Linked DNA regions of Homo sapiens: region 2 is linked to region 1. A link is a loop called in an ENCODE intact Hi-C map of the cell type or tissue named here. Cell type or tissue: Calu3. All regions are shown on one strand. Each heading gives the region's core, and the rest is flanking DNA. Links, peaks and the distances in the headings are about the cores only.

Region 1 (15,560 bases), core at 4,538-12,537:
TGGAAATACAAACATAAAGAATATGGAGATTTTGTATTGAAGGAACTCACAGTGTAGTAAGGGAGACTGATATGCAAGAATGAAAATAGAGTCTGAAAAAGGCACACAAAAAAATGAGTAGGGGTTTGAGGATGGAAGACTTCCCCCAGGAAGACTTCATGGAGAAAGCTAAAGTCTAAGGTAGATATTGAAGAATGAATAAACATTTTCAAGGCATACAAAAGTTGGGAAGACATTCAAAGAAGAGTGAACAGCATGTGCAAAGGTACAGCATGGTGGGTTTGGGACAACTCCTTATATATCTATATCACTGTGACTGGAGAGTAAGTTAGTGGGAGGTGACACTGCAAATGTAGGAGCTGAACGTGGAATAAGGCATGAAATCTCTATATTTATCTTCCTCAGTAAGTAACAAAGGGACCAGGAACAGTGGCTCACACCTGTAATCCCAGTGCTTTGGGAGGCTGATATGGGGGGATGGCTTGAGGCCAGGAGTTGGAGACCAGCCTGGACAACATAGCAAGACCCTGTATCTACAAAAATAAAAAAAAAATTAGCCAGACGTGGTGGCACACATGTGTAGTCCCTGCTACTCAGAAGCCTGAGACAGGAGGATTACTTGAGCCTAGGATGTCACAGCTGTAGTGAGCTATGATCATGACACTGCATTTCAGCCTGGGTGACAGAGCAAGACCCTGTCTCTGAAAAAAAATTTTAATGTTAATAAAGGAAGCCACTGCACAGCTCATTAATCTTCACCTTAAAACGCACAACCTAAATTGCATTATCAGATTATAAAATAGGACTGAGATAGAAGGAGAAGGAGTGGTCCTAGGAAACACCAAACCAGTATCTTTTTTTTTTTTTTTTTGTTTGAGACAGAGTCTCACTATGTCACCCAGGCTGGAGTGTAGTGGTGCCATCTCAGTTCACTACAACCTCAACCTTCTGAGCTCAGATGATTCTCCCTCCTCAGCCTCCCAAGTGGCTGGGACTACAGGTGTGCACCACCATGCCCAGTTAATTTTTTGGTAATTTTGGTAGAGATGGGGTTTCACCATGTTGCCCAGGCTGGTCTTGAACTCCTGACCTCAAGCGATCCTCCCCGCCTCGGCCTCCCAAAGCGCTGGGATTACAGGCATGAGCCACCAGGCCTGTCCCTGAACCAAGACTCTTAAAGCTCAACTATAGACTCCAGAAAACCAGTAGCATAAGAATCTCCTTTGCCACCAGCCATCCTCAATTTTTAAAAATTGTCATTTGGCCGGGCGCAGTGGCTCATGCCTGTAATCGCAGCACTTTGGGAGGCCAAGGTGGGCGGATCACCTGAGGTCAGGAGTTTGGAACCAGCCTGAAAACCCTGTCTCTACTAAAAATACAAAAATTAGCCAGGCGTGGTGGTGGGCACCTGTAGTCCCAGCTAACTCTGGAGGCTGAGGCAGGAGAATAGCTCGAAACCAGGAGGCGGAGGTTGCAGTGAGCCAAGATTGTGCCACTGCACTCCAGCCTGGATGACAGAGCAAGACTCCATCTCAAAGAAAAAAAAAGTAGATACTATGGGGGCAGTTCCCTGATGGGCTTTGGTTGGCACCAGGGCCCTGCTGTTGGTGTTGTCCTGGGTCCAGACTGAAAAGCGCAGAGGCAGAGGAAGGGCTACAGCAGTTGGATGTGATGCACAAGGAAGAAGTTGTCTGGAGAGCTCACAGTTTTTGAGGCCGTAGAGTCAAGCCCCCTGCAGAGGGGAGAGTTTACCTCTTTCTCTAAGGATGGCTGCTGCCGGCAATTCTCATTCCACACCTGTCTCCTTCTGTGGCCCATGGACCTTTCTCTTCTAATGTCTTCCAGCATCATGTTTCTGCTACTCAAACCCTCAAGTGATGATTCCACACAAAGCTGCCTGGTGTTTATCATGGGCCGCGTGGAGAGCTCGGCCTCTCATTTCTTACTCTCCTTTCCCACCTCCCCCAAAAAGATTAGAAACTCCCTTGGATCAAAGCATGACAAAGTTCATTTGCACATTCGACAAATTATATCCTTTTGTAAAGTAAATACAATCTTAGGAGGGAGTCACAGCATCTAATTGAGGAAGGAGATGAGGAGGGAAGATAACATTGACAAACTCACCAAGTGCAAGACTCTGGGGTGAGTGCTCTGAATATATCATCTCACCTCATTCCCTCAACATGCCTGTGAGGTAGGTACTGTTAACCCATTTTACAGGTGTGGTACTGAGATCTCCAGCAGACATCCTTACTCTGCCGGATTTGAGCACAATGGTCAAATGGCAAGGCAAACATGTAGCACTGTAGGTATTTGATAAATGATGAATGGGGTTGGCTGGATCCTTGTCCTAATCAATTTGATAACGGTTTACCTAGTTTTTTCTGACCTCCCGCCCTCAGCCTGTTTTAGAACTCAAAACATATTTTATGGAGAACAGGAAGTTCCATGCACTATACTAGGCTCTTGAAAGGAAAAGTCAAGCTTTAAATGTTTTTATTTACATCCCACTTTCTCCCACAAGGGATTTAAAGTGATTTACCACAAAGACACCTATAATAACATGACTAAGCCCCGCGTGGTGGCTCACGCCTGTAATCCCTGCACTTTGGGAGGCTGACACGGGCGGATAACTTGAGGTCAGGAATCCAAGACCAGCCTGGCCAACATGGTGAAACCCTGTCTCTACTAAAAATAAATACAAATACAAAAATCAGCTGGGTGTGGTGGTGTGTGCCTGTAGTCCCAGCTATTCAGGAGGCTGATGCAAAAGAAATGATTGAACTCGGGAGGTGGAGGTTGCAGTGAGCAGCAGTCACACCACTGCACTCCAGCCTGGGCAACAAAGTCAGACTCCATTTAAAAAAAAAAAAGAAAGAAAAAAAGAAAAAAGATTAAATATAAAGAAGAATAAAACAAGCCAGGTGCAGTGGCTCACGCCTGTAATCCCAGCACTTTGGGAGGCCAAGGCGGGTGGATCGCCTGAGGTCAGGAGTTCGAGACCAGCCTGGTCCAACATAGTGAAACCCCATCTCTATTAAAAATACAAAATAAGCCAGGTGTGGTGGCGTGTGCCTGTAATTCCAAGGCAGAAGAATCGCTTGAATCCAGGAGGCAGAGGTTGCAGTGAGTCAAGATCAAACCTCTGCACTCCAGCCTGGGCAACAGAGTGAGACTCTGTCTCAAAAAAAAGAGAGAGAATAAAATAATAGAACCATGGATACCATAAACATAAGCAGTTAAAGTAAAATAAAAGCTAATAATAAAAGAGGGGAAAATACTATAAATGTGCAGGCTATAAGAATTTATATAGGCCAGGCACAGTGGCTTATCCCTGTAATCTCAGCACTTTGGGAGGCTGAGGCGGGCAGATCACTTGAGGTCAGGAGTTCAAGACCAGCCTGGCCAACACGGTAAAACCCCGTCTCTACTAAAAATACAAAAATTAGTCAGGCATGGTGGTGCGTGCCTGTAGTCCCGGCTTCTCGGGAGGCTGAGGCAGGAGAATCGCTTGAATCTGGGAGGCAGAGGTTGCAGTGAGCCGAGCTCATGCTATTGCACTTCAGCCTGGGCGACAGAGCGAGACTTGGTCTCCAAAAATAAAAAAAAAAAATAGAAAGCCTCCCAGGTAATTCTTATGTACTGCCAAGTTAAGAAGCACTGCTGTGGTGTATAATCTTAAGGCAATTCTTCCCAGATGAGGTAAAGTTAAAAAGGACTCTAAGAAATATGAGACCCAAATTCACGAAAACAGTCTCAAAAAAGAACAAAGTTGAAGGACTCATACTTCCTGATTTCAAAATTTACTACAAGTTATTACAGTAAGCAAGACAGTGTGGTACAGCATAAGGAAGATATAAAGATCAATGGAGCAGAATTGAAGTTCCAGAAATAAGCCCTTACGTTTATAGTCAATTGATTTTCAACAAGAGTGCCAAGATCATTCAGTGGGGAAAGAATAGGCTTTTCAACAAATGGTGCTGGGACAACTGGGTATCCATATGCAAAGGAATGATTTTGGACCCTTCTTTACATAATATACAACAAGTAACTCAAAATCAATCATAGACCTACATGTAAGAGCTATTATAAAGCTATATAACTCTTAGAAAAAAGCATAGGATTATACACCATGACTGAGTGGGACTTACCCCAGGAATGCAAGATTGGTTTAACAGTCAATATTTGATTAATATAATTACACTCTATAATTAGAATAAAATACAAAAACCACATGGTCATCTCAATAGCTGCTGAAAAATCATTTATCCAAATCCAATTTACATTCAGGATATAATCTCTCAATAAACTAGGAGTAAAAGAAAAGTTCCTCAATTTGATGAAAGACATTTATGAAAACCCCACTGCTAACATTATACTTAAAAGTGAAAGAATAAATATATAGTGAAATATTATTTGGCCTTAAGAAGAAAGAAAATTCCAAGACATGCTACAACATGAACAAACCTTGAGGACACTGTGCTAAGTGAAACCAGATAGACACAAAAGGATAAATATTGTCATTCCACTAATATGAGGTACCTAGGATAATGGAATCCATAGAGACAGAAAGTAGAAGGGTGTTTGCCAGGGGCTGGGGGAATGGGGAGTCTGTGTTTAATAGGTACAGAGTTTCAGTTTGGGGAGATGAAAAAGTTCTAGAGATGGATGGTGATGATGATTACACAGTGTAAATGGACTTAATGCCGAGAACTGCACACTTCAAAATAGTTAAAAGTGTACATTTTGTTATGTATATTTTACTACAATTTTTTAAATAATAAGATAGTGAAAGATCAAATAGTTTTCCTCTAAGATTGGGAACAAGGCAAGGATATCTGCTCTCAGCATTTTTATTCAGCATTGTACAGTAAATCCTCATGTAATGTCAATAGGCTCTTGAAAACTGTGACTTTAAGCAAAGTGACTTATAACACAATCCATTTTTTTTTTCTCATCAATGTTATTACATTGAGGCCGGGCACAGTGGCTCATGCCTGTAACCCAGGCACTTTGAGAGGTAGGGGTGGGAGGATCGCTTGAGCCCAGAAGTTCAAGACCAGACTGGGCAACAATGCAAGACCCTGTCTCCACAAAAAATAAAAATAGCCAGGCATGGTGGCATGCACCTATAATCCCAGCCAAAAAAAAAAAAAAAGAAAAAAATACTTTGATTGAACAAAATGTCTTTTTGCTTAAAGTCACAGTTTCTAAGAACCTATCAATGGTCTTAAGGGAGGACTTACTGTACTTGGGGCTCTGGCCAATGAAATAATGCAAGAAAAACAAATAAAACATATATAGATTAGGAAGGAGGTATAAAGGTTGTGTATTTATTCAAAGACAACATGATTCTGTATGTAGACAATCCCAAAGAATCTACAAAAAAATTACTGGCATTAATCAACCAGATCAGCAAGGTCACAGGACTCAAGTTCAGTACATGAAAATTAATTGTATTTCAATATAGTAAGATGAAATTAAAAAAAATTTTATTCACAATAGTATCAAAGAGAATAAAATACTTGAGAATAAATTTAACAAAGAAAGTGCAATAACTATACACTAAAAACCACAAAACATTACTGAGATATTTATCTGAAGAGCTGAGTAAATGGAGAGACGTACCATGAACATTGATCAAAAAACTCAATATTGTAGAGGACAGTTTTTCCTGAATTGATCTATAGATTCTATGCATCCCTATCAAATATCATCAGGCTTTAAAAATAGAATTTGATAAGGTGACCCTAAAAGTTATATAGAAATGCAAAAAAACCTTAAGCCAAACAATTTTGAAAAATAAAGTTGAACTTAAACTACCCGATTTCAAAACTTACTATATGAGTAAAGCTACTGTAATCAAGACAATTTTGTATTGGCCTAAGCATAGACTTATGTTATGGGCCAGTGGAATAGAATAAAACATCCCAAAATAAGCCCTTCCATTGAAGATCAATCGATACTCAAGAAAGATGCCACGCCAAAAAAAATAAAAAGTGTGGTCCTTATCTTACGCTTTACACAAAAGAGTATCTACAGTAATGCTAAAAATCTTTTTTTAATCCTGAATAATTAGCTCTTTGCTTTAACTCCTAAAAGTGGATCAAATACCTTGAATGACCTTGTCTGCTCTTTTGGACAACTTTACCAATGTTTTTCTCACTATGACCAGATTTGTCAAGCTCTGAGTCCCTTGGAAGAAACTCTACCACATTACCCTGATAGATACCTGCAGTGGGATTTTTTTTTTTTTTGAGTTGAAGTTGCGCTCTGTTGCCCACGTTGGAGTGTAATGGCACGATCTCAGCTCACTGCAACCTCCATTTCCCGGGTTCGAGCGATTCTCCCGCCTCAGCCTCCCTAGAAACTGGGATTACAAGCGCGTGCCACTTTGCCTGGCTAATTTTTTGTATTTTTAGCAGAGACGGGGTTGGCTGTGGCTGGCCAAGGCCATGTTGGCCAGGCTGGTCTTGAACTCCTGACCTCAGGTGATCTGCCCGCCTTGGCCTCCCAACGTGCTGGGATTACAGGTATAAGCCACCGCACCTGGCTTGCAGTGGGATTTTTAAATTGACTCCAAAAGGTACTGAAAAATCTTAGATGGGCTCTCAACTCAGATTTTATAAAAGAAAAATGTGTCTCCTGCCCTGCCTCGTGGGCGGTTGAGGGAGCAGAAACGGGTGGGCAGAGGCCTTGTCCTCTAGAGTGGGGAATTCCATCTGATGGAAGCCTAATCTCTAAGGAGAACTGTGATGACCCACACAAAACCTCTGCCTCCCCAGTTGTCCACATCAGGGGCCTAATTGATGGTGTGGTGGAAGCTGACATTGTGGAGGCCTTGCAGGAGTTTGGACTCATCAGCTATGTGATGGTAATGTCTAAAAAGAGACAAGCACTGGTGGAGTTTGAAGATGTGCTAGAGGCTTGCAACGCAGTGAACTACACAGCCGACAACCAAATACATATTGCCGGTCACCCAGCTTTTGTCAACTACTCTACCAGCCAGAAGATCTCCCGCCCCGGGAACTCGGATGATCCGGAGCGTGAACAGTGTGCTTCTCTTTACCATCCTGAACCCCATCTATTCGATCACCACGGATGTTCTTTACACTATCGGTAATCCTTGTGGCCCTGTCCAGAGAATTGCCATTTTCCGGAAGAATGGAGTTCAGGCCATGGTGGAATTTGACTGTGTTCAAAGTGCCCAGTGGGCCAAGGCCTCACTCAATGGGGCTGAAATCTATTCCGGCTGTTGCACTCTGAAGATCAAATACACGAAGCCTACACGCTTGAATGTGTTCAAGAATGATCAGGATACTTGGGACTACACAAACCCCAATCTCAGTGGACAAGGTGACCCTGGCAGCAACCCCAACAAACGCCAGAGGCAGCCCCCTCTCCTGGGAGATCACCCCACAGAATATGGAGGGCCCCACCGTGGGTATCACACCCATTGCCATGATGAGGGCTATGGCCCCCCAGCCCGCGACCTCACTACGAAGGGAGAAGGACGGGTCCACCAGTGAGGGGGAGTCACCCTTGGGGCCCAAGTCGCAACGGCCCCTAGTATGGGCACCCCCCACCCCCTCCCCACCACCCGAGCATGGCCCTCACCCCGACAGCCCTGTCCTCATGGTCTACAGTTTGGATCAGTCTAAGATGAACTGTGACCAAGTCTTCAATGTCTTCTGCTTGTATAGCAATGTGGAGAAGGTGAAAGTCATGAAAAGCAAGCCGGGGACCGCCATGGTGGAGATGGCTGACGGCTACACTGTGGACCGGGCCACTACCCACCTCAGCAACAACTTCATGTTTGGGCAGAAGCTGAATGTCTGTCTCCAAGCAGCCAGCCATCATGCCCTGTCAGTCATGCGGGTTGGAAGTCACGTCTTGCAGTTACAGAGACTTCAGTGAATCCCGAACAATCGGTTCCCCTCGCTGGAGCGGGCAGGGAAGAACCGCATCCAGCACCCCAGCAACGTGCTGCACCTCTTCAACGCCCCGCTGGAGGTGACTGACAACTTCTTTGAGATCTGAGATGAGCTGGGCGTGAAGCGGCCATCTTCTGTGAAAGTATTCTCAGGCAAAAGTGAGCGCAGCTCTTCTGGACTGCTGGAGTGGGAATCCAAGAGCGATGCCCTGGAGGCTCGGGGCTTCCTGAACCATTACCAGATGAAAAACCCAAGTGGTCCATACCTTACACTCTGAAGCTGTGTTTCTCCACCGCTCAGCATGCCTCCTAATTAGGTGGCTAGGAAGAGTCCCATCAGAGCAGGAAGTCATTTCTCTTCCCTTTATGCCATTTTTCGTTTTTTTTTTTTTTTTGTTTTTTTTGTTTTTGTTTTTTTTTTGAAAGCTAGGTTTGTAGAGGCTTAACCTTAATGGAAACGCTGGAAGTCTGCAGGGGGAGCGAGAGGGGACCTGATCTGTCCCAAGATTAACCTTCACTTCTTCACTTTTAAAAAATTATTGTGGGCCGGGCGCGGTGGCTCACGCCTGTAATCCCAGCACTTTGGGAGGCCGAGGTGGGCGGATCACAAGGTCAGGAGATGGAGACCATCCTAGCTAACACGGTGAAACCCCGTCTCTACTAAAAATACAAAAAATTAGCCGCGTGTGGTGGCGGGCGCCTATAGTCCCAGCTACTCAGAAGGCTGAGGCAGGAGAATCGCTTGAACCCGGGAGACGGAGGTTGCAGTGAGCCAAGATCGTGCCACTGCATCCCAGCCTGAGTAACAAGAGCGAGACTCCATCTCAAAAAAAAAAAAAAAAAAAATTATTGTACATGTGATTTTTTTTTTTCCTGTTCATACATTTGTGCTGCCCATGTACTCTTGGCACATTTCAATAAAATTGTTTGGAAAATAAACACAGCAAAAAAAAAAAGAAAAGAAAAGAAAAGAAAAATGTGTTTTCTATCTGAAGGATTTAATTGACGGCTGTGCCAATAATTTCTCAAATTTAGCTGTGCTCATTCTCCCTAATTTATTTGAAAGACATGACAAGGAAAACAAGACCTTCCTTGGGCTTTTCACTGCTGGGGCTCTCTGGCCCTAAAGAGCGGAGAGTGTCTACAAAATCCTAGGTCAGCAGCTGCGGTTTTGAGATTTCACACACGTAGTGCCTAAGTGTGTGTCTGTCCTGACAGCCTAGAACATTGCTGATCAGGACACAGCCTGCCCAGGTGAAATGCCTCCGAGGCAGGCAAACCCTCAATTAATCTTCTCAAGGCTTCAGTAGACGTAAGAAATGAGTGGACACGCCTTTCTATCAACGGAGAAGCTGTGGGTTTGCTCATGTTTTCTGGATTCCTTCCAGCTTCTGGGTAAGTTTCCCTTCTCGCAATTCAGGAATGGGTGTGGAAAGCTGCAAGCTTGTCTTCCCTACCAGCGGCAGCAGACTCCCTGACCTGCCTGCACTGGCAGCAACTTGCAGGACGGACACTTTATTCTTTTTTTTTTTTTTTTTTTTTTGATACAGAGTCTAGCTCTCTTGCCAGGCTGGAGTGCAGCGGCGCGATCTCAGCTCACTGCAGGCTCCGCCTCCCGGGTTCACGCCATTCTCCTGCCTCAGCCTCCCGAGTAGCTGGGACTACAGGCGCCCGCCACCACGCCCGGCTAATTTTTTTGTATAAGAGACGGAGTTTCACAGTGTTAGCCAGGATGGTCTCGATCTCCTGACCTGGTGATCCACCTGTCTTGGCCTCCCAAAGTGCTGGGATTACAGGTGTGAGCCACAGCACCCGGTCTCTTTTGTCTAGAAATTTCATACAAGGGAAAGCAGGCCCTCTTCCCATGAGATCAATAAAAGGGAATCGTATTGAAAATGAGAATACATTCCCAAAACACATTTCCATCTATCTCGTTACCCACAAATACTCATTAAAATTGAATTTAAGAATAGCCAGCCATATCTTTTAAGAGATTACTTCCCTCCTACCAAATTAAACTTTAAAAACTCTATTTCAGTTAGTAATGAGCCTTTATTTTAGAATATATCAGTCTCTTATCAGAGGCATCAAATCATTTTCTTTTCATCAATAAAAATGTCACAATTAAGAATTATAACTCAGCCAGGTGCGGTGGCTCAGGCCTGTAATCCCAGCACTTTGGGAGGCCAAGGCCGGCGAATCACCTGAGGTCGGGAGTTCGAGACCAGCCTGGCCAACATGGTGAAACACTGTCTCTATTAAAAATACAAAATTAGCTGGGCATAGTGGTGGGCGCCTATAGTCCCAGCAACTTGGGAGGCTGAGGCAGGAGAATCACTTGAACCCGGGAGGCGGAGGTTCCAGTGAGCCGAGGTCATGTCATTGCACTTCAGCCAGCCTGGGCAAAAAGAGTGAAACTTTGTCTCAAAAAAAAAGAATTATAACTCAATTTTTTGGAGCTCCGGCAGCCATAACTCAACATTTGTTCTCACAGTGCACTTTCTACCTCATAATTTCAAGTTTCAAGAGAAAATTAATATCACATGATCAGAAAAATGCAGATAATAACTGTACAAACCTGGGCAAGTCATTTTCCTCTTCTAGGGGCAATGTGTGCAGGGCTGACTCACAATCACACCATTTCTTTCAGATTGATTATTACTAGATTTTATATATTAATAAATACATTAAAGAAAATGCCTAGGACCACCCCTAGTTTGTGACAAGGTTAAGCATGGCATGTGATTTTTAGGTCTTCAGTGTTATTTCTGAATATTGCTCCTACCAGTATAATCTTCTACATTTTTTGTTTTTGATGAAGCGATGTTATCACCCAGTATCTTTTTTTGTTTGTTTGTTTTCATTTTGGTCATTTTGGTCACTGCACTGGAACACAAACCTGCCCCTCTTTCTGTCTCTCTCTCTTTTTCAGTCGTCTGTTGCCCAGACTGGAGTGCCGTGGCTCAAACACAGCTCTCTATAACCTCAAACTCCTGGGCTCAAGTGATCTTCCCACCTCAGCCTCCGGAGTAGCTGGGACCACAGGTGCACGCCACCATGCCCAGCTAATTTTTTTGTATTTCGTAGAGACAAGGTCTTGCTGTGTTGTCCAGGCTGGTCTGTAACTCCTGGGCCGAGGCACTCCTCCTGCCTTGTCCTCCCAAAGTGCTGGGATTACAGGCATGAGCCACCACTCCCGGCATCCTGCCTCTTTTCGATATATATTTTTTTTTTTTGCATTCTAAAAATAGCATCTTTTCTCAGATTATAGAATTAGTATTATTCATCACAAATATTTAAAATATGAAAAGTTATGAAGAAAATCAAATCACTCCTAATCCCTCCACCAAAAGGTAATCACTGTTAACACTTGTAGTTTATTTCCCTCTAGTATTTTTTTTTTTTTTTTTTTGAGACAGAGTCTTGCTCTGTCACCAGGCTGATGGTGCAGTGGCGTGACCTCGGCGCACTACAACCTCTGCCTCCTGGGTTCAAGTGATTCTCCTCCCTCAGCAACCAGAGTAGCTGGGACTACAGCCGTGCGCCACCATGCCCAGCTAATTTTTGTATTTTAAGTAGAGACTGGCTTTCACCATGTTGGCCAGAATGGTCTCGATCTCTTGACTTCGTTATCTGCCCGCTTCAGCCTCCCAAAGTGCTGGGATTACAGGCGTGAGCCACTATGCCCGGCCCCTTTGGTATTTTTATGTAGAATCACTTTTTTTCTCCAAAAGGTATACAACAAATAAACCAAAAGCAGTTTTCCCATTTGTAATCCATATCTATCTAGCATAAAGCCATGTAAACTTGGTCTCGAGCTTGTCCCAACAGCCCTACCAGCCCGAGTTTTCCTATCCCTGCCTTGTGGTCTATTTCTCCATCCACCCTGACCCAAATGCCACTCTCACAGAACTCTAGATTTGAGTTTGCCTTCATTTCTGTTTGACCCCTCAGACCTTGGGAATGTGAATTGTAAAGGCAAAACTTCATGAGATTCGTTTTTCTCTGAACCCAATATAACAAAAAAAACAAGTGAGATTTTATTAAAATCTACATTTCTTACTGTTTTTGATGCTTTGGAAATCAATCCAGTTTTACTCTGCCTTTTTCAATGCAGGTATTTCAAAGGATATGAGATACTCAAGAGCAGGCACCTATTTATATTTGTAACTCCAGTACATGGCCCATGGCAAGTGCTCAATAATTCATGTTCACTGGTCACTTAAACAGAACTTACAGAACTCTTGCTTCCTGTCTGGGTGAATATAATCAATGCTTAAGATTAATAAGGGCAACAGTAATGAATGCGCTTGGTGGTTCAGGATCCTTTACTAGCCAGAATCACTGGTCTTTAACCCCTAAACATTTCTGTTCCCCTAGTTGGGTCTCAACTTTTTAACTACTAGCATTCTCCTCCTGCAGCCACGGACTCAGTCTGTCTTTCCAGCGACCCACCCCTGGCTGGCTTGGACACTGCTCTACCATCAAGCATGGTATTTGCCTCCTCACTTCACTGACTTTGAAGTCTTCCCCACCTCCCACGGCTCCTCCACCTACTGCAGGCTGCCCACTCCCACCCTCATCTCTCTACTGAAACAATTCTTGCCAAACTCTATGGCCACTTCTCAATCCTTATCTCGCCTAAGCTCTCCAAGGCATTTGACACACTTGACCTTGTCCTATTCTTTGGAGATCTTTAGAGTGCATGACTTCTTGCTCTGAGTCTTCCTCGTACCTCTAACTGCCCCTTCCCAGCCTCTTTTGCAGAGCCCTCTTCCTCTGCCTGAACCTTAAATGTTGGAATCCCCTGAGTTTCCATCCACAGCTCTCTTCTCACCCTGCAGACTTGCCTACCTGGTCTCATCCACTCCTATGATTTCTGCACTGTGTAGGTCCTACATGCCAATAACTCTATTCCATCTCCACGTGGAATGTATATGCAAGCACCTACTGAATAGCTCCACTTGAATGTCCCTCAAAAGCAACAGGTCCAAAATAAAATTTAGATCTTCCTTCCCAACCTCTCTTCCTCTTGTTTTATGGTATCCAAGTCAGACACCTGCGAGTCTTCATGCCCTTCTGTAACCCCAAATCTAGCTAATGGTTCACCAAGTCCTTTCTAGTCTGTCTTGTTACTATTTATCCAGACTGTGATCTTCTCAGGATGTCCATCTGATCCTTTCTCTTATATGATGCCATGCCTCTTATAAGGTCCAGTCTCCTTCATGTGATTTAGAGGCCTTTTGGGATCAGGTCCCTGCTTCCCTCATTAGCCTCACACCTTAATAGTCCCTGTGGTCCAGTCGTACTGAACTTCTTTACATTCACTCAGAGGCTCTGATGTCTCTCTTCTCTGGAAAGCTGCCTCTACTATTCCAACCACCTGGAACCCCCAATATCTCTCCTTCACCTGGCCGTCTCCTGCTCCTCCTTCAGGTCTTAGCTGAGACATCATTTTAGGGAAGTTTTTAAGAAAGTCTTTCTGATGCTCCAAATCTCTTGGAATATGCTCCTGGTATATATGCTCCCAAAATACTCTGTATCATGTTAGCTCATACATACTGTCATTGCCTTCACACTTGGCCCGGTGCTCTGGTTTTAATGTTTGTCCCCACCAAACCTTACGTTGAAATTTAATTGCAATTACAACAATATTAAGAGGTGAAACCTTTAAGAGATGTTTAGATGAGGTGGCTCACACCTGTAATCTAATCCCAGCACTTTGGGAGGCCAAAGCAGGAAGATCACTTTAGCCCAGGAGTTACAGACCGGCCTGGGTAACACAGGGAGACCCCATCTCTACAAAAAATAAAAAAAATTAGACAGGTGTGGCGGCATGCACCTGTGGTCCCTGCTACTCAGGAGGCTGAGATAGGAGGGTCACTTGACCCCAGAAGGCTGAGGCTGCACTGAGCTATATTTGTATTACTGAACTGCAGCCTGGACAACAGAGTGAGACCTTGTCTATGTTACGAGGGATCTGCTCTCATGAATGGATTAATGCCATTATTGAGAGAGTGGGTTCACTTATTCCTGTTCTCTTTCTCTCTTTCTCTTTGCCCTGCCACTGTTCACTATGGGATGACAAAGCAAGGAGATCCCTGGTCGGGCGCGTTGGTTCATGCCTGTATCCCAGCACTTTGGGAGGTGGAGGGGGATGGATCACTTGAGCCCAGGAGTTTAAGACCAGCTTTAGTAACATGGTGAAACTTCATCTCTGCCAAAAATACAAAAATTAGCCAGTCTCATAACTCAGTCTCTAAATAAGCAGATAGATAGATAGATAGATAGATAGATAGACAGACAGACAGAGCGATTGATAGATTTTTTTTTTTGAGATGGAGTCTCCCTCTGTTGCGCAGGCTGGAGTGCAGTGGCATGATCTCAGCTCACTGCAACTTCCACCTCCTGGATTCAAGCGATTTTTCTGCCTCAGCCTCCTGAGTAGCTGGGATTAGAAGCATGTGCCACCACGCCTGGCTAATTTTTGTATTTTTTTTTTTTTTTTTTTTTAGTACAGATAGGGTTTCGCCATGTTGGCCAGGCTGGTATCGAACTCCTGACCTCAGGTGATCCACCCGCCTCGGCCTCCCAAAGTGCTAGGATTACAGGCATAAGCCACCATGCCTGGCCCAAGAGATAGATTTTTTTTAAAAAAAGAAGAAGAATTGAAAGATGCCAGCCCCTCAATCTTGGACTTCCAAACCTCCAGAACTCTGAGGAAAGAAATTTCTGTTCCGTATAAATTACCCAGTCTGTGGTATTTTGTTATATTGGCACAGAACAGACTAAGAAAACCAGAACTGCCAAGTAAGTGTCTGCCCTAGGAAGGCAGGGACCTTGTTTCTCTTTTTTGCCTTTGTATTCCCAGCACCCAGCACAGCACAATGCTGGCACATAAAAGATGCTCAGGGGAAAACATAAAGTAAATGTCAAATAAGTGAATGAATAAAGGAATGAGCAAACGAATGTTCTCCCTTTTGCCAATGCCCTTTTTGTCTCTTGCCAGGATAAAACAGATTCCTAAAAGACCTCCCCATTCCCCTGTCCAATTTATTTTCCATATTTGGGTTAGAATGATCATTCTGAAAAAAAAAAAATGTAATCATGACATGCCCTGGTTTAAAACCAATGTCTGTGCATTTCTAACAAGATAAATTACAGACTTGGCACAGGTTCAAGGCCCTCCATGAATGAGCTCCTGTCCACCTCTTCTCTTACCCTCCCACCCCACACCAACACTCAACTCCAGCGCTACTGAGTGATTCTTGGTTCTTCCCACAAATTGGCTCTCTCGGCAGTGGGCCTTTGCACACGCTCCTCCTCCCTTTCTCCTCTGCCTGGCCCACTCACATCGATCTTCAGGACTCAGCTTAGGAGTCACTTCTCGCTAGGAGCCACCTTTGAGCTCTCAGTTCCCTGGTGAACAGAAGTAGGTCCCTCTCTATGGCTCCTATTGCCCCACATGCCTTCAATGGGCCTTTAGTCATAGCACTCATCAGCCTGTGGATGCCCTCCCTGAGATTCAGTTCCATTGCTCTTGAGAGTTCAGGGGCAAAGTCTTTCTTCTTCTTCTTCTTTTTTTTTTTTACATTTTCTTTTGCTTTATTTCTTTTCACATTCGAAA
Region 2 (17,009 bases), core at 2,676-10,675, 52 kb before region 1:
TTGTGCATGAAACAAAGTTTTGACTGCACTTTGACTGCAAGTCATCACATGAGGTCAGGTGTGGAATTCGCCACTTGTGGTCATCATGTCAGTGCTCAGAAAGTTTGGATTTGGGAGCATTTTGGATTTCAGATTTTCAGATTAGGGATGCTCAACCTGTACAAACACTGATCTATAGACAAGACGGTGGTTTTTCTCAAACAGAATCAATGGCTGGAAGTCAGCCTCTGCACAAACAGCCCATAATATCCATTGGTGGAGGAGAGAAAGACATGCATGGAGGGAAAATGTCAGTGCATAATGTACAACATTTCATTTAGGATGTTTTCCCTCTATGCATCTCATTTGTTCAGCAAATAATTATAACCTAGGATATGGAAATACTCTGCAACATACAAAGATAAATAGGGTCCAGTCACTGCCCTTAAATATATTATAGTAAAACTTTGATTTAAGAAATTCAGGGGCCCGTGCGGTGGCTCATGCCTGTAATCCCAGCACTTTGGGAGGCAGAGGCGGGTGGATCACTTGAGGTCAGGAGTTCGAGACCAGCCTGGCCAACATGATGAAACCCCATCTCTACTAAAAATACAAAAATTAGCTGGGTGTGGTGGCAGGCGCCTGTAATCCTAGCTGTTTGGGAGGCAAAGGCACGAGTATCACTTGAATCCAGGAGGTGGAGATTATATTGAGCAGAGATCGTGTCATTGCACTGCAGCCCAGGTAACAGAGCAAGACTCTGTCTCAAAAAAAAAAAAAAAAAAAAAATTCAGGGATTATTCTTCCCTAATGTGTAATAAAGAGGCTACACAATTGCACGGTAGAATTATCCTTTTAAAAAAAACCCACATATCTATTAACCACCCCCCCAGTGGTAACAAAAGCTCTTGTTAGCCAAGGGTCCCCTTACGGTCATAGGAACCAGGCTCCACACAGACCCAAACACCACCCAGACTCACAAAACTGTTCAATCTGCAGGCAAAACAGAGGAGGAGGCGAAGAGCCCACGCCACCAATCACACCTCTGGCTGCGTTGCTTCCTCACCCATCTTACTGCTTCCTGGGCTTTTCCAGGCATCCCCAAGAACACGAACGGCTTCCAGCTACCAAACATGCCTGCTCTAGGAAGACAGTGGCTTTCATTTATCTTTCTCTAAGGGTGATAAAGAAAGATAAGAGGATAAAATAAACAGATTGACATGCCCGACAGATGGAACACCCCCCACCTCAACACACACCCACACACATGCACATACACACACACACACATCAGTTGTCCAGGTTGGCTCATCACACAGTGAAGAGCGAGGATAACTTGCCCATAGTTATAATCTTAGTGCTACAATTTACTTATGCAAGAGCTCAATTTCTTCATGTGTATAATGGAAATAACACTTGCTCTGCCAACCTTCCAAATCCACAGTGAGGGTCAAATGAGATAAAATACGTGAACATTCTTGAACACTGTGAAACATATAAAGCTTAAGGTACCACCTGTTAAGCCAAAAGTTCTTTGCTGGATGCGAAATTTTAACCGTTAATGTTCCTGTCTTTATCCCACATGTAAATCAGTAAACCTCCCTCTTGGACACATTTAAGATGCATTCATTTAGAAAGCAGTTATTGAACATCTACCATGTTACACAACAGATTCAATGCTAGACACATGAAGATGAATAAAGCATGACTCTTTTTCTGCAGGATATCAAAGTCTGCAGTAGTAAAACAAATAATTACAATACAACATTAAGTATGCTATAATGAAGGTATATTTATAGAATTTTGAAAGCGCAGCAAAGAGGTTTAAAAGTAGCTTGTTTTCTTACAACTTGGTTTAAAAAATCAGAATCCAAAGTCTGGCAGAGTCTTCACTGGCTGACCTAAGGTCAGCTATTTTTTCCCTGCCACTCATAGATAGCTCCCCTTGTACTGATAAAACAGATCACTGACAGGCAACTTTCTCTCTGGCTGACCTTAGAAATCACCTTGCAGTTAGGAAAGACGAATCAGTCATATTCAGAGCAGATTTTTAAAAGAAAACGACACTTTGATTTCAGTGAGATTAAGAAGAATCATTTACTTGCTCAAAATCCCATGGGAACTCTCTATATCTTTGTGTTGGTAAATGATACCTCTTCATCACAAGAAGATTTATAGCCCATGAGTTAAAATAACTGTTCTGCCTAACAGAGGAGTAGTTCTGGGGTTTTTGTTTTGTTTTGTTTTGTTTGAGACAGAGTCTCACACTTGTCGCCCAGCCTGGAGTGCAGTGGCATGATCTTGGCTCACTACAACCTCTGCCTTCTGAGCTCAAGTCATCCTCCTGCCTCAGCCTCCCCAGTAGCTGAGACTATAGGCGCACACCACCACACTGGACTAATTTTTGTATTTTTTGTAGATACAGGATTTCACCTTGTTGCCCAAGCTGATCTGGAACTCCTGGGCTCGAGCAATCCACCCACCTTGGCCTCCCAAAGTGCTGGGATTACCGGCATGAACCACAGTGCCCGGCCAAGGAGTAGTATTTTAATAAGTCAAAATTACAGGCAGAAGCTAGGATTGGAACCATAATGTGAAGGAAAAGAAAATGCCTGTTAAAATGTCAGACAATTAAAATCTTAATAATAAAATGGATATGTATATTTTACTCTTTCTTTTCTCTTCCATTTGTCTGAATAAATTAGAATCCTCCAGAAATAATGAATCTAGGATCTGAATTATCACAAAAATAAGATTGGTCTCTCCTAATTAAAATTGTCAAAATGAAGAAAGCTGTTTGACAAAGCTCGTTTCAAAAATAGGAAAATGTTTGTAAAATATATACATTAACCCCAAACTATCTTTGGTTTACTTGGTTTAAGTGTCATTCAGGAACAGGGGAGTTTGTCTGTTTGCAGTGATTTTTCATTTTTGCTGGGGGAGGGTACTTAACTTTGTGGAAATTAAATAGCTCAAAGGAACTTCTCATTTTTTGTCACTGAAGTGATGAGTTTTTATTGTTATTGTTGTTGCCATTTGGTTTGTGTTTGGCACAGGTAAATTGTGCTATCCATTGTGCTTTAAGAATATGTTTTTTGGGCCGGGCACGGTGGCTCATGCCTGTAAGCTCAGCACTTTGGGAAGCCGAAGCAGGAGGATAACTTGAGCCCAGGAGTTTGAGACCAGCCTGGGCAATATAGTTAGACCCCCTTCCTACAAAAATACAAAATACAAAACTTAGCCTGGCATGGCCGTATACACCAGCTACTGGGGAGACTAGAGTGGGAAGATCGCTTGAGCCTAGGAGGTCGAGGCTGCGGTGAGCCAAGATTGAGCGATTGCACTCCAGCCTGGGTGACAGAGTGAAACCCTGTCTCCAAAAAGAAAAAAAATAGAGTAAGTTTTTGACTGCTTTTCATTGGATAGCATGGATATTGGGGATTCATCCATACTTTCCTGCCTGATCCTGTTTTCATGTAGCACCCAGATTTGCAAGATGCGAGGCTGGAGGTTAAAGTTCCCGGTGAGGGCAAGTACCGCTATGGACCACAGAGGAGCCACTCACACCCATGGCCAAGTGACATCTAAAGCTAAACAATAACTCCCACTTACTTTAGTGGGTAAGCCACACAGTCAATAAATATAATACAACAGCCAAGTAAGTTTACCTTTTGAAAATACTTTGGAAGTAATTTTCTAAGCTTATCATGATTGTGAGGGACTCTCAATCTATAGAACATGCTAGGATTGGAACACTTACTCAAACTTATATATATACAAATGCAAGATGCAGATTATTGCTAGTAAACCCAGTTATCAGCAAACACCACATGGAGATATAATGTGCTAATGGTTACGTGAAGAAACTTTTGAATAGCTAATCATCCTTTACTGAAGGCACTCAACATTTATATTCCATAGAGAATTTCAGAAACAGAAGCTTGCTTAAAACATTTTTGCACCAGTTATTTAAAAACTGGTAAAGCCTCAGAACTCATTCTCCAAATGAAACCCCCTGAGCATGGCCACCAGTGGAAACAGATCATGGTGGTGCCAGAGTGGTTGTAGGACACTTCCCACCCGCTGCACCTGGACCACACGTGCTCTGTCCAGGAAAGCATGTCCCCAATGTAAGCACTATATAAACCAGAACTCACCTTTTAATAAAGAGAAAATAGTGAGTCCTGGAGAAGTTAAGAAACGTCCGTGAGTTACTTGATACCTAAAATAGCAGAATTCCATCTGTTTCTAGTCTCATGCCCTTTCCATTATGTCAAAATTCCTGTCCCATCAGTCATGAAAGAACACATTTCTGAGCAATGATTTGGTATCAACTTGAAACCAAGAAATTATCCCATCAATTGTTATTTTCTTACTTTTTTTCCGGAGACAGGGTCTTGCTCTGTTGCCCAGGCTGGAGTTCAATGGGGCAATCCGGATTCACTACACCCTAACTGTCTAGGCTCAAGCGATTCCCCCACCTAGCCTCCTGAGTAGGTGGGACCACAGACATGTGCCACCACATCCAGCTAATTTTTTTATTATTGGTAGAGGTGAGGTCTCACTATGTTGCCCAAGCGGGTCTTGAACTCCTGGCCTCAAGTGATCCTCCTGCCTCAGCCTTCCAAAGTGCTGAGTTTACAAGCATGAGCCACTACACCCAACCTCAATTGTTATTTTCCTCCACTAGAGTAATAAGCCTGCTTTGCAGAAGTCACACCAAAATGCATTACAGTTATTATTGAATTAATGAATTTATTTATTTATTATCTATTTTTAGAGATCTCACTATGTTGCCCAGGCTGGCTTCAAACTCCTGGGCTCAAGTGATCTTCCCACATCCAGCTACTCTTATTTTTTTTAGTTGTATTCCCAAAGCTGTGGTGATTTTCTTGGTGTCCTCAAATTACAGTGCATGTATTTGCATGTTTTGTTTTGTTTTGTTTTGTTTGAATGTAGCTTCCATTGTTAAGAAAAAATGAAATTAGAGATTCATATACTAAACATCATGAAATCAAAATGGACACTAAGACATAAATGATCTGACTTTGGATGATTGTAATGCCAACGAAATGTAACCTGGTTTCCAAAGTGACCACCTTTCAAAATCTTAGGCATCAGCAACAACAAATTTCATAAACCATTTGTTTCTTATCATCATGAGCTAGTTATTGCACATACATTGTTTCCCTGCTACAGATAGAGGTGTAGGTATACGGGAGACTAAAGAATAAGAAAAACGTCCAGATTTCTGTCTTCACTGATCTTAACATTTAAAGCAGGAGACAAAATATCAAACAACCCACTGGTTATAATAGCAACACACAGAAAATGAACATCTAGGCCAGGTACAGTGGCTCACGCCTATAATCCCAACACTGGGAGGCCAAGGCAGGCAGATCACTTGAGGACAGGAGTTTGACAGCAACCTAGACAACATAGCGAGACTTCATCTCTACAAAAAATACAAAAATTAGCTAGCATGGTGGCGCGCACCTGTGGGCCCAGCTACTCAGGAGGATCACCTGAGCCTGGGAGGCAGCGGCTGCAGTGAGCTGAGATCACCACTGCACTCCATCCTGGGCATCAGAGCAAGACCCTGTCTCAAAGAAAAGAAAAAAGAAAGTGATCATTTAAATAGAGCAGGAGCTGGGGGAAGGTCATCTTTAGTTTCAAGTTTCAACTGACTCCCCTCATCTAGGGTCCCAAAAAGTTTGGGGTTTTTTGGTTTGTTTTTGTTTTTATGGTTGTTTTGTTTTTTTGTTTGTTTGTTTTTGCTTTTTTTTTTTTTTTTTTGTCAGAAGCTTGGTAAGATCACAGATCACAGGGAAGAAACCCTATTCAAACTCCTCATCTTATCCTACACTGGCTAAGAGAAGTGAGGCCATGAGAAAGAACCTGCATTACTTGCCAAGGCCCAAGTCTGTAAAGGGCAAAGCCCAGATTGGAGCTGAGAGCTCACACAGCAAATCAATTAATAGGCTTGCTTAGAAGGATGTACCTGAAGTTAGGATGTTTTTTCCTCCTGCTTATAAAAGTCTATGTATTTGCTGTAAAATACTCAGAAAAGGCAGAAGGGAATGGAGAGAAGCAAAGAAAAGCAAAGCAAATTATCAACCAGACAAGGTGATCATTCTAAATATTTTTGGAAGGTTCCTTCCAGTTTTTTCCCCTAATGAACTTTTTAACCAACCAATGTCAGGTTATATACAAGTTTGTATTCAGCTCTTTTTTTTTTTTTTTTTTTTTTTGGAGACAGAGTCTCGCTCTGTCACCCTGGCTGGAGTACAGTGGTATGATCTTGGCTCACTGCAACTTCTGCCTCCCAGGTTCAAGCAATTCTTCTGCCTCAGCCTCCCTAGTGGCTGGGACTACAGGCTCCTGCCACCACGCCCGGCTAATTTTTGTATTTTTAGTAGAGACAGGGTTTCACTATGTTGGCCAGGCTGGTCTCAAACTCCTGACCTCAGGTGATCCACCTGCCTCAGCCTCCCAAAGTGCTGGGATTACAGGTGTGAGCCACCACGCCCGGCCTCAGCTTCTTAGTTGATCATAATATCATGAGCATTTTCCAACCTCGTGTAAATGTCTTGTTAGCATTGCTTTTAAAGGTGCATAATATTTCCTGGTGGCATTTGATTTTTTAAAAAGGCTCTGAAAGTGACAAGGTACAGATCCTGGAGCTTTTTTTTTTTTTTTGAGACAGGGTTTTGCCGTGTTGTCCAGACTGGTCTCAAACTCCTGAGCTCAAGCGATACCACCGAAGTGCTGGAACTACAGGCATGAGCCACCACACCCAGCCGGTTCTGGAGCTTTCCATGCGAGTGATCCACTCCTGTTCTAGAACTTTTCACATCAATGGCAAATAGCATTCGCTATGGATGGGAAACAGGAAGGGGTGAGGCAGTGGCAATCACTGAGTGGCAGGAGTTACAACCACCACCAAATGGTGTTTAGGAAAACAATCCAGCCCTGCGGGGTGCAGACAATTCCTTGTAGAATCTTCCCAGCAATCCTTCCTTAGACCTCAATGAAGGGTGGGTTGCAAACGTCAGAAACAGGAGAGTTTCCTCCTTAAACTTTGAGAAATTCACCAGCCATTCATACTTAGGAAACTCTAAGAAAACCGGCATACTTCTACTTTCTTTAACCAGCTCCTCACAATTTAATAAATTAACTTCCAAATGAGAAAGCATCCCTTCAGCAAGAGCTGGATTCAAGAAAAAGTCGTGCAAATCAGGAGAACAGCCCCAGGGATTGTTTCTTCTCCAATAATAAGTTAATATACGTGACAGCAGATTTAACCTGATTCAATGTGTGCATTTTTTACTAATTTGCAGAATTTTAATCTGAAACATTTAAACCATGCTGGCTTGAGACAGAAACATTTCCAATATAGGAAGAAGTTATAGCACAGTTCCACAGCAGTTTCATCAAACCCGTGAAGCAGTTCTGTCTTGCAAAGGTGGGTGTGGAGCGGCACACTTCACTCTCGTTAAACCTGTCCGACGGCTCCTTGAGTTTTAACTGCTTAGCAGTTTGGCTTCAGGTGGAAATGAACAAAGCAACTCGGAGTCCTTTCCCACCAAGGCACACAGAAGAAACATCACCATCATCTCTAAACAGGTTTTTATTTTGCTTTACTGAATAAGGAAAAAATAATCTCATGATCTAAAATTGGAATTTCTGTGTTCTTAAAACAAAAATCAATATTTTTATTTCATGTGTCTCTGAGACAATAGAAAACATACAAAGGAGGCTTTTGAAAACCTCTAACTACAGAGGGGCTTGTCTTTAGAAGAGGGACTTACATTAATATAAAATATACCTTGATCCCAGAGTTCCCAAAAATAAGTTAAAAAATGAGTGTGTTCATATAAACATAGATGTGGAAAGAAGGCAAAATATATTGTAAAGTTGTTTAGAAAGCAATTTTTAAACCATATATGTAGTATGGTCAGACTTTTTTTACACTGAAAATTATATGTTAGAAGAGACAGATAAAGGATCTTGAGGCATAGGGGTTATCACTGGAAGATGGATATACAGGATTATTTGTTAGGGTATGCCTTTCGAATCATAGATTTTAAAAATAAAGATATGTGATTTTGTTGGGAAAAGGTAATTTCCTTTTCCTTACCAAAGTGAGGTATTGGGATCTCACCAATATCTGAGTCTTTAAAATCTGATATCACTATGAGAAAAATAATTGAATTGTAATTCAATTCATTTGTACAGCACCTTACCGGGTGTTTTGGGGTTTTCTGCACAGATATTTTATTGCAGTAAAATATAAATAACACAATTTATCTTTTTAATCATTTTAAGTGTACAGTTCTGTGATCTTAAGTACATTCACATTGTTGTGCAATCATCACCACGATCCATTTCTAGAACTTTTTCATCATCTCAAATAGAAACTGTCCCCATTAAACACTAACTCACAGCTAGGCCCGATGGCACACACCTGTAATCTCAGCACTTTGGGAGGCTGAGGCAGGCGGACCACTTGAGCTCAGGAGTTTGAGACCAGCCTGGATGACAGGGCAAGCCCCCGTCTCTACAGAAATACAGGTGTGCACCTGTAGTCCCAGCTACTTGGGAGGCTGAGGCGGGCGGATCACTTGAGCTCAGGAGGCGGAGGTTGCAGTGAGCTGCGACTGTACTCCAGCCTGGGCGAGAGAGTGAGACCCTGTCTCAAAAACAAAAAAACAAAAACAAAAACCACAAACTCCCCATTCCCCAACTTCAACCACCCCTGGTAACTGCCATTCTACTTTCTGTCTCTATAATATATTTGACTACCCCAGGGACCTCATATGAACACGGAATCACACAGTATTTGTGCTTTTGTGTCTGGCTCATTTCACTTAGCATAACGTCCTCAAGGTTGATCCTTGTTATATCATGTGTCAGAATTTCTCTCCTTTTTAAGGCTAAATAACATTTCACTGTATGAATACACCACATTTTTTTTTACCAGTCATCAATTGATGGACATTTGGATTGCTTCCACTTTTTGGATACTGTAAATAACACTGCTATGTTGTTTTTAAGTAGTAAAATTACTATAAACTTTTCCTTTTTTTTCTTTTTTTTTTTGGGACAGAGTCTCACTCTTGTTGCCCAGGCTGGAGTGCAATGGCACAATCTCGGCTCACTGCAGCCTCCATCTCCCGAGTTCAAGCGATTCTCCTGCCTCAGCCTCTGGAGTATCTGGGAATACAGGCACGTGCCACCACACCGGGCTAATTTTTTTTTTTTTGTATTTTCAGTAGAGATGGGTTTTACCATGTTGGCCAGGCTGGTCTTGAACTCCTAACCTCGGGTGATCCACCAACCTCGGGTGATCCACCCACCTCGGCCTCCCAAAGTGCTGGGATTACAGGCATGAGCCACCGCGCCCAGCCTTAACTTTCATTTTCATTACAATTTCCCCATCACCCAGTGTTAAGAACTGTCTTTTTTTTCCCCTTTGGCTTAGTAGTCTGTTACTATTATTAATTTATCCCCACACTCTCCCCTAGTTGAGTAAAGATTTTCTCAATACATTCATATCAGTTATTCTATTAATTTCATTGCTCAAAGCATTCTTTCCTGGCATCTTCTGGCTGGCTCCAATCTGAACTGGTTGCTCTCCAGACCTGACCTGCTTCTCAGCTGCTGAGGTGGGGTCTCCTTCACCGTCATCCCCTCTGCCTGCTGCGTGTTGGTTGGATCCTCTCTTTTCTGGGTCCAGTGTCTTTTGCTTTCTTGGTTTACTCCTTCAGTGGGGTGGCACACATCTTCCACTGACATGGGAGGTAAAGTTTTTGAGAACCTGTGTGTTTGAAAGTGTCTTTATTCCACTACAAACTTCATTGATCATCTGGCCAGATATCAAATTTAAGTTTGGAAATAATGGCCCCTCAGACTATTGGAAGCATTGCTCCATTATCTGTTGTTTGCAGAATTGCTGTTGAGAAGCCCAAGGCCACTCTGGTCCGTTGTACATTTTATAAAACCTTCAGTGGTGAGGATGTTCCATCACTTTTAGAACATAAATTTGGAGGCATTCAACCTAGATACCCCCTTGTTCGGTCCCCAGTGCAGGAGAAATAGAGTATATTATTATTCTCAGAGAGTTGCTGTGGCCAAGACAAAGGCTCAAAAGATGATACTGCTTGTCCCTGTCATTTCCTCCCCTGCCCTTTCCTCTTCTCATGTTGAAGGTATTTTTTTTTTCTCACTGGAGGAGGATAAATAAACTTTCTATTATGCTGAAAGAGCAGGATTAAGCTTATTTTCTGGGCTCTCAAATCCTCTGAGACAGCCTTCATTTTCACATATTGGAAGTCACCCATCAGGTTGTCTTCAAATCAAACATAACATAGCCCTTTCCACCTTCACAACCCTAGGATCCCTTCCACTGTTTGGGTGTTTTTTGGAGTTCCCCATCTTTTAACTAAATGAACCTCACTGCCCCAAACCAGGCACATCATCTTAATAATAACTCACAACTCTCATTGAAGGTTGACTGTGTGCCAGACACTGTAAATGCTAATTGCACCACGTTTCCTCTTGGTTAATCCTCAAAACAAATCCCACTAGTGCCATCACCGAGCTGGGGTTTACGGAAGGCTATTGGCTTGCCATGAGCTGGTAAGTGCAAAGCTGGGATTCAAATTCAGTTCTTCTCACTCCAAAGAATTAAGCTCTAAACAGTTTTGCTAGGTCGCCTCGGTCAGAAAATATACAACGGGTGGGTAGTTAGTGGTTCTTATCTATCACAGTCCACAGGAGGCAAACACACCAAAAGGTTGACAGTGATGATCTCTGGGTATTGGAATAATATTTTCTTTTTTATCCTTTATTTTCCAAATTTTTGTCTCTGCAATAACTTTCTTGACAGAAAAAATAAAATAAAGACATTTGAGTTACAATATCTTTATCTTTAGAAAAATAAAAACAGTAGACTCCATGGCCGTAATGTTTAACTCAGACTCAATGTCTCCATTGTTGTTTTGTCTGGAATAAGCTGAAAACTCCTCCAGGCAGGAGTGCTGCCCTTCATGACACTGATTATCCTGCCAGGCCCTGGATGACAAACTCTAATAATATATCTACTCCATTCCTCCGCCTACTCAGTCTGCAATTCTATCTGAAAAGTCATCAGGTCTGTCTGTGTCCCACAAGACCTGCGATGGTTTCCCACAACCCCTACCCCACTCAGATGTGCAGAACTGGATTAATCATACGTCATAGCTCATGACACACTCATCTCTGGTCCCTGCATTCCCCATCACCCTATTTGTAAAATAAGATAAAGAACATCCACCAGCTCACCACCCAAAACGAGTGTAATTTATATCCATCTGCTCACCTGAGCGAACTCTCCTGGATATTGAGTTTTTGGTTTACTATTCACTTCCTATTAAGTATATGTGTGTTTTATAGTTTTATCATAAATATACCTATTCTGGAAAACTTTGTTGTTTCATTTTAGTTGTTTTTAACATTGTGAAGGGAGCTTAATGTCGTGTGTAATTCTTGGACTTAACTTGCTTTTTTATTTTTGTTTTTTTATTTTGTTTGTTTGTTTTTGAGATGGGGTCTTGTTCTGTCACCCAGGCTGGAGTGTAATGGTGTGATCTCAGCTCACTGCAACCTCCACCTCGTGGGTTCAAGTGATTCTCGTGCCTCAACCTCCTGAGTAGCTGGGATTAGATGCCCGCCACCACATTCAGCTAATTTCTGTATTTTTAGTAGAGTTAGGTTTAATTAGTTTGGCCAGGCTGGTCTCAAACTCCTGACCTCAAGTGATCTGCCTGCCTCAGCCTCCCAAAGTGGATTACAGGCGTGAGCCACTGCACCCGGCTTTAACTTTCTCACTATTATATTATTCAGATTTATCCACTTTGTTGCGTGTCACTATAAGACCATCTGCCATTTAATGATTTAATAACTTTCCATTGTATGAACGTATTACATTGTATTTATCTTTTCTGCTGTTGATGGACAACTGGTTGATTTATACATTTTTGCTATTACAAAAAGGTCTACTCTGAACATCTTTAGATATGTCTCCTGGGTTTTCTTGTTGGTATATACCCAAGGATGGAAGGTTAGACCATAGAATATATGAATTTTCACATAGAGTATGTCAATTTTCACACACAAAAAGGCCAAAGTGTCGTCTCAGATGGTGGCACCACTTTATATCTGCACCAGTTGTGAATAAGAAACCTAGAAAGCTGCCTGCTTTTCAGATCCACATACAGATTCCCCAATATAAACTGTTACATCCTTAACCAAGGTTTCAGACCAGATTTATGCTAAAGTTCTAGTTCCGGGCTAGAGCGTCTTACCCTTTGTAAAGTTCTTTGGGGAAATACATGTGATTTTTCTCAGTCTTCTTGGATTGATCTAATTTTTAAGAACCCCAGAGAATACCTAGCCCTAACAGCATCTTCCTGTGTTACGGAAAAGCAATACTGAGTTGGGTGTTCTTACCTCTTCCCTGGTGCTCCACAAACTCACAGAGGATGTCATGTGGTTAACAGAAGACAACATCAAGTAGTCACCGACAATAGTAGTTATTGGAAGAAGAAAGTGGCTATTTTTTCAATTTAATTAAATGTGGTAATGAATGAGTGAATTCCCCCCAAGGGTAGGAGAAAGGAGAGTCCTTATTTTTCTTTGTTTTTTATTTCTTTTTTTTGGAATCATTTTTCCCCCAGAGATAGTCCCTTTATCTAAGAAAAAATAACTTCCTCCTGAAAGACAGACCGCTTTTCCAAAAACATAAAAGAAGCAGGCCACCTGCGCTAGCTCCTCTGTGTCTTCCTAGTCAAGTGAAATTGAAGGGGGCAGAGGAGGTCTCCGTGCACCGTGGAGGGGAAGGGAAGTATCCGCGGGACGTGGAGGAGGGAGGGGAGATCTCCATGGAGGCTGGAGGGGGAAGGGAGGTGACCACAGCTCTGCTTCCTCCTCAGGGAAGGGGAGTGGCCCAGTGTGGCTCCAACCACCAGGCTTCACCTGTGCCCTCGGCCCCACCACAGGCAGAGCCTGTTGCTGGACTTCCAGTTCACTTTTGTTCAGGCAAGTGAGTCTCCGTCATTGGCAGTTTAGCCCCGAGTTCAGTTCCACGTTTATAGATTATTCCCTCTCCATTGCCCATTCTAATACTCACCGCTGTTGATCTTCCCAAGTCTCTAAAAAAAAAAACAAAAAAAAAAAACAAAAAAAAGCCTACCCCTCAAATCACCTTTCCTTGACTCAGTTCATGCAGCAGGCTCCACACTTCTCGTCAACCCATTCCTCCAATGTCTCTTCTCTAACTCAGTACTCACCCACAGTGATTTTCAAAAGTGTGGTCTTTCTTTTTTTCTTTTTTTTTTTTTGAAACGGAGTTTTGCTCTTGCTGCCCAGGCCAGAGTGCAATGACATGATCTTGGCTCGCGGCAACCTCCGACTCCCAGGTTCAAGCGATTCTCCTGCCTCAGCCTCCCGAGTACATCCTCCTGGGATTACAGGAGTGTGCCACTAAGCCCAGCTAATTTTTGTATTTTTAGTACAGACAAGCTTTCACCATGTTGGCCAGGCTGGTCTCAAACTCCTGACCTCAGGTGATCCGCCCACCTTGACCTTCCAAAGTGCTGGGATTACAAGCATGAGCCACTGTGCCCAGCCAAAAATGTGGCCTTTCAAGAGTCAGCAGGCGTGTTGGTAGATGGTTTAAGTGACCACCTTACCAATTCCAAATGAATTGAGATGTGAGACCTCTGACCTCTCCTCAGTCAGTCCTTTGTCTCTATTTCCATAGTTGTCACTCTGGTCAGGAACTTGACCACTTCTCGCTTAGTATGGATTGCCCCCTTCCTTTCCACACCAGCACCAGGCTAACCCTCTGAAAAGTTCCCTTCTCATGCCATTCTCCTCCTCATGAATCTTCTTTGGCTCCCACTATCCACAGGTAAGATACACACTCCACAGCCTGGCAGGCCACTCCCTCCACAGCCGAATCCCAATACTCAATCCCAGGTGCCTTCCTGCCTCTGTGCTTTGGTTCCTGCCCTCTCCCACTGCAGTGCCCTCCTCTCTTCTCCATGCACGGTTAGATTCACCTCTTGCTCTCCATGACACCCTTCCATGTCACCAAAGCCCATAGTTCATTTAAAAAAAATTCATCCCGCCATCTATCCATTTATCCTTCCCTTCATTCAACAAATGTTTTCCTTTTACTGAGTACTTATGAGTCAAGCATTGTGCTAGATTCTGTGGAAGCAAAAATAAGTAAGTCATACTTCCCATCCTGGAGGGATTTAGTCTAATAGAATAAACACTAGCTACCATTTAGTTTGCACATATTATACATTAGCTATAGTACAAAGCATTTAATATATTTTGTCATAAATTATCTTCACAATAACACAATATGAGAGGTATTATAATTATAATCTTGATTTTATTGACGATAAAACAGAGGCTTAGCGGGGTCAGGTTATCTATCCATGGTCACTTGGGTGGCAATCAGCAGAGCCAGGAATGCGAGTCTGTAAAAACCTGCTCTGATGTCCGCCCTGGGAACACACTTCCTCTCACCATACCACTCACCTTCCTCTCCCTCTCTCTCTACCTTTCCCTCCTGCTGTCTCTTTGAGTTCACAGCATTTCGCAATTGATCATGTACTATATGTTTTCTCCTTGCATTTTCTTAACTCATTATGTAACTTCTGTGTGCACTTATTTCGTATTTCTTCAATTAGATTTGTAAATGCTGGGCCGGGCGCGGTGGCTCATGCCTGTAATCCCAGCACTTTGGGAGGCCAAGGCAGGCGGATCACAAGGTCAAGAGATCAAGACTATCCTGGCCAACATGGTGAAACCCCATCTCTACTAAAAATACAAAAAAATTAGCTGGGCGTGGTGGTGTGCACCTGTAGTCCCAGCTACTTGGGAGGCTGAGGGAGGAGAATCGCTGGAACACGGGAGGCGGAGGTTGCAGTGAGCCGAGGTCATGCCATTGCACTCCAGCCTGGTGACAGAGCGAGACTCCGTCTCAAAAAAAAAAGATTTGTAAATGCCATGAGACAAAGGGAGTTAGGAAAGGATGAAATCAAGAATATCATGCCTTGTGCAGAGTGGGATTCATATGTATGTTCCAGTTAAAACAGGTTTGGGATGTCAACACCTCAACATTTCATAGAGCTAGGAGGAGGTCATCCGTGAGTTAAACATAGATCACCAACAGTCTCAAACAGTGACCCCCAAACTTTTAAATTACAAGGGCCATCTTGTTATTAGAAACTCCTAATTTGCTTCTAAGCAAAGAAATCTTCTGACAATAACCAATGGAATAAATATTATGTATTAGCATTATTTTTAAAACAGTCATGAATTTAGTGATGCCTTTGAGCAAATTTGTGTTTTATTAATTGCAATTACACATCCCCATGTTTTTGAATAGTATGAGTAGGTGTAAAATATTATGCATGCAGTCTATAGATAATGCTTGCAGCCCCACAATTTTAAATGCCTCATCAGGCATCCATGTCCTATAGACTAGGAATCACTGGTTTATGAGTTCGCTACCCCTGAGCTGAGAGTGGACAAGGTGAGCTCACCTTGTAAAGGATCATGCTTCCCTTCTGAGTCCAGAATTCTTTTGTGGGAAGGAATCTTAGTTTAGGGCAGAGCTCTGACATTTTTCTGTCTTCTCTATTCAATAAGAGTACAAAAGGGGGAGGATCTCCCCTCACTGATTATGCAATATAATTACTACAGCCGTGAATGGGATTAACAGTCGTGGGTTCAGTGTGACAAATTTAAAAACAACTCAGTGAGCTCATTTTTAATGTCTCTTTCCTCTTTCCAGTTCAGATCTCAGAGAAATTTGAACTAACAGGGGTGAGTTCAGTCAAAGCTGGCTGTGTGCAAACTATCAACTGGTAACAGAATGCTGGCCATGGGAAGAGGAGGAGTTTCTCCCCTGTGCCCTTTGTTAAAACTTTTTTGGTAACTCATCTTTGGTTTTCGTTTTTTTTTTTTTTTTTTTTTTTTGAGGCAGGGTCTCACTTTGTCACCCAGGCACCACCCCTGAGTGGTCTTGGCTCACTGCAACCTCTGCCTCCTGGGTCCAAGTGATTCTTGTGCCTCAACCACCCAAGTAGCTAGGATTACAGGCATGTGCCACCACACCCAGCTAATTTTTGTATTTTTAGTAGAGACAGGGTTTCACCACGTTGGCCAGGCAGGGCTCGAACTCCTGTCCTCAGGTGATTCTCCCACTTCGGCCTCTCAAAGTGCTGGGATTACAGACGTGAGCCACCACACCTGGCCTCATCTTTGTTTTTTATTGAAAGTCAAGGCTATATAGTCTGGGTAAAGAGTGTTGCTGAGTGAGTCTGGAAGAAATCATCTGAAGCAAGAACTATATGATTTATTGCATAACACAAAAAGGATATGTAGTATTTTGTTCATACATCTACCTAATTCTTCCTTAAGGATGCCTCAGATCCTTCTGCCATAAGCCTTTAAAATGAAAGGCAATACACAAAAAGGTAGAATATGATGCTCACCATCATTGTAGAACTAACAGGAAAGGTGGCAGCCTAGAAAGGAGTGAGTATTATTCCAAGAAAGAAACAGGCCCATACACAAACAACTGCAAATACGTTGTGGTGACTTAACTAAGAGATTAGACTTAATTTAAAAAGTAATAATGATCTTATTCATTTCAATCTAAACAATTCAGAGTTTTACCAGTTTATTTTAGAGAAACATGGACAATACTATTGCCCTCATCCCAAAATATATACAGAGCCCTTATCATGTGCATGGCATAATGAAAAGCAACAATATTCTATTTTAAGGAATTAGGTGCCTCTTATAGTCTAAAGGTCAGATCTAGAAATACTGTTCTCTATTTGGGCTTCCAAATTTCCCTCTGGTCTGAAGAACAGATCTCTCCCTTGAGAAGTTCAGCTTCTCAAACAATGTCAGGCACATAATAGGACTCAGGAAAGATCTGTTGAATGAATGAATGAGTG

What was found. Hi-C counts contacts between places; a loop is a spot of excess contacts. Peaks named below come from ENCODE experiments on the same cell type or tissue, not always from the same donor. Only the 100,000 strongest peaks of a DNase experiment are listed, where the experiment ranks them.
Region 2: it touches region 1 in a loop (4-fold over the local background); 8 of 110 quality-filtered maps call a loop at or near these places.

The regions. Positions count from the first base shown.
Region 1 is chr6:7,473,780-7,489,339 of GRCh38, reverse strand. It overlaps the pseudogene HNRNPLP1. Among named protein-coding and RNA genes, the nearest start is that of DSP, 60 kb to the left of the region's middle. In Calu3, for the core only: no CTCF peak of the experiment used is centred there; a DNase peak (open chromatin) is centred at 9,329.
Region 2 is chr6:7,522,898-7,539,906 of GRCh38, reverse strand. No RefSeq gene overlaps it. Among named protein-coding and RNA genes, the nearest start is that of DSP, 10 kb to the left of the region's middle. RefSeq lists enhancers at 248-3,026, 6,681-7,226, 12,952-13,453. In Calu3, for the core only: no CTCF peak of the experiment used is centred there; a DNase peak (open chromatin) is centred at 7,466.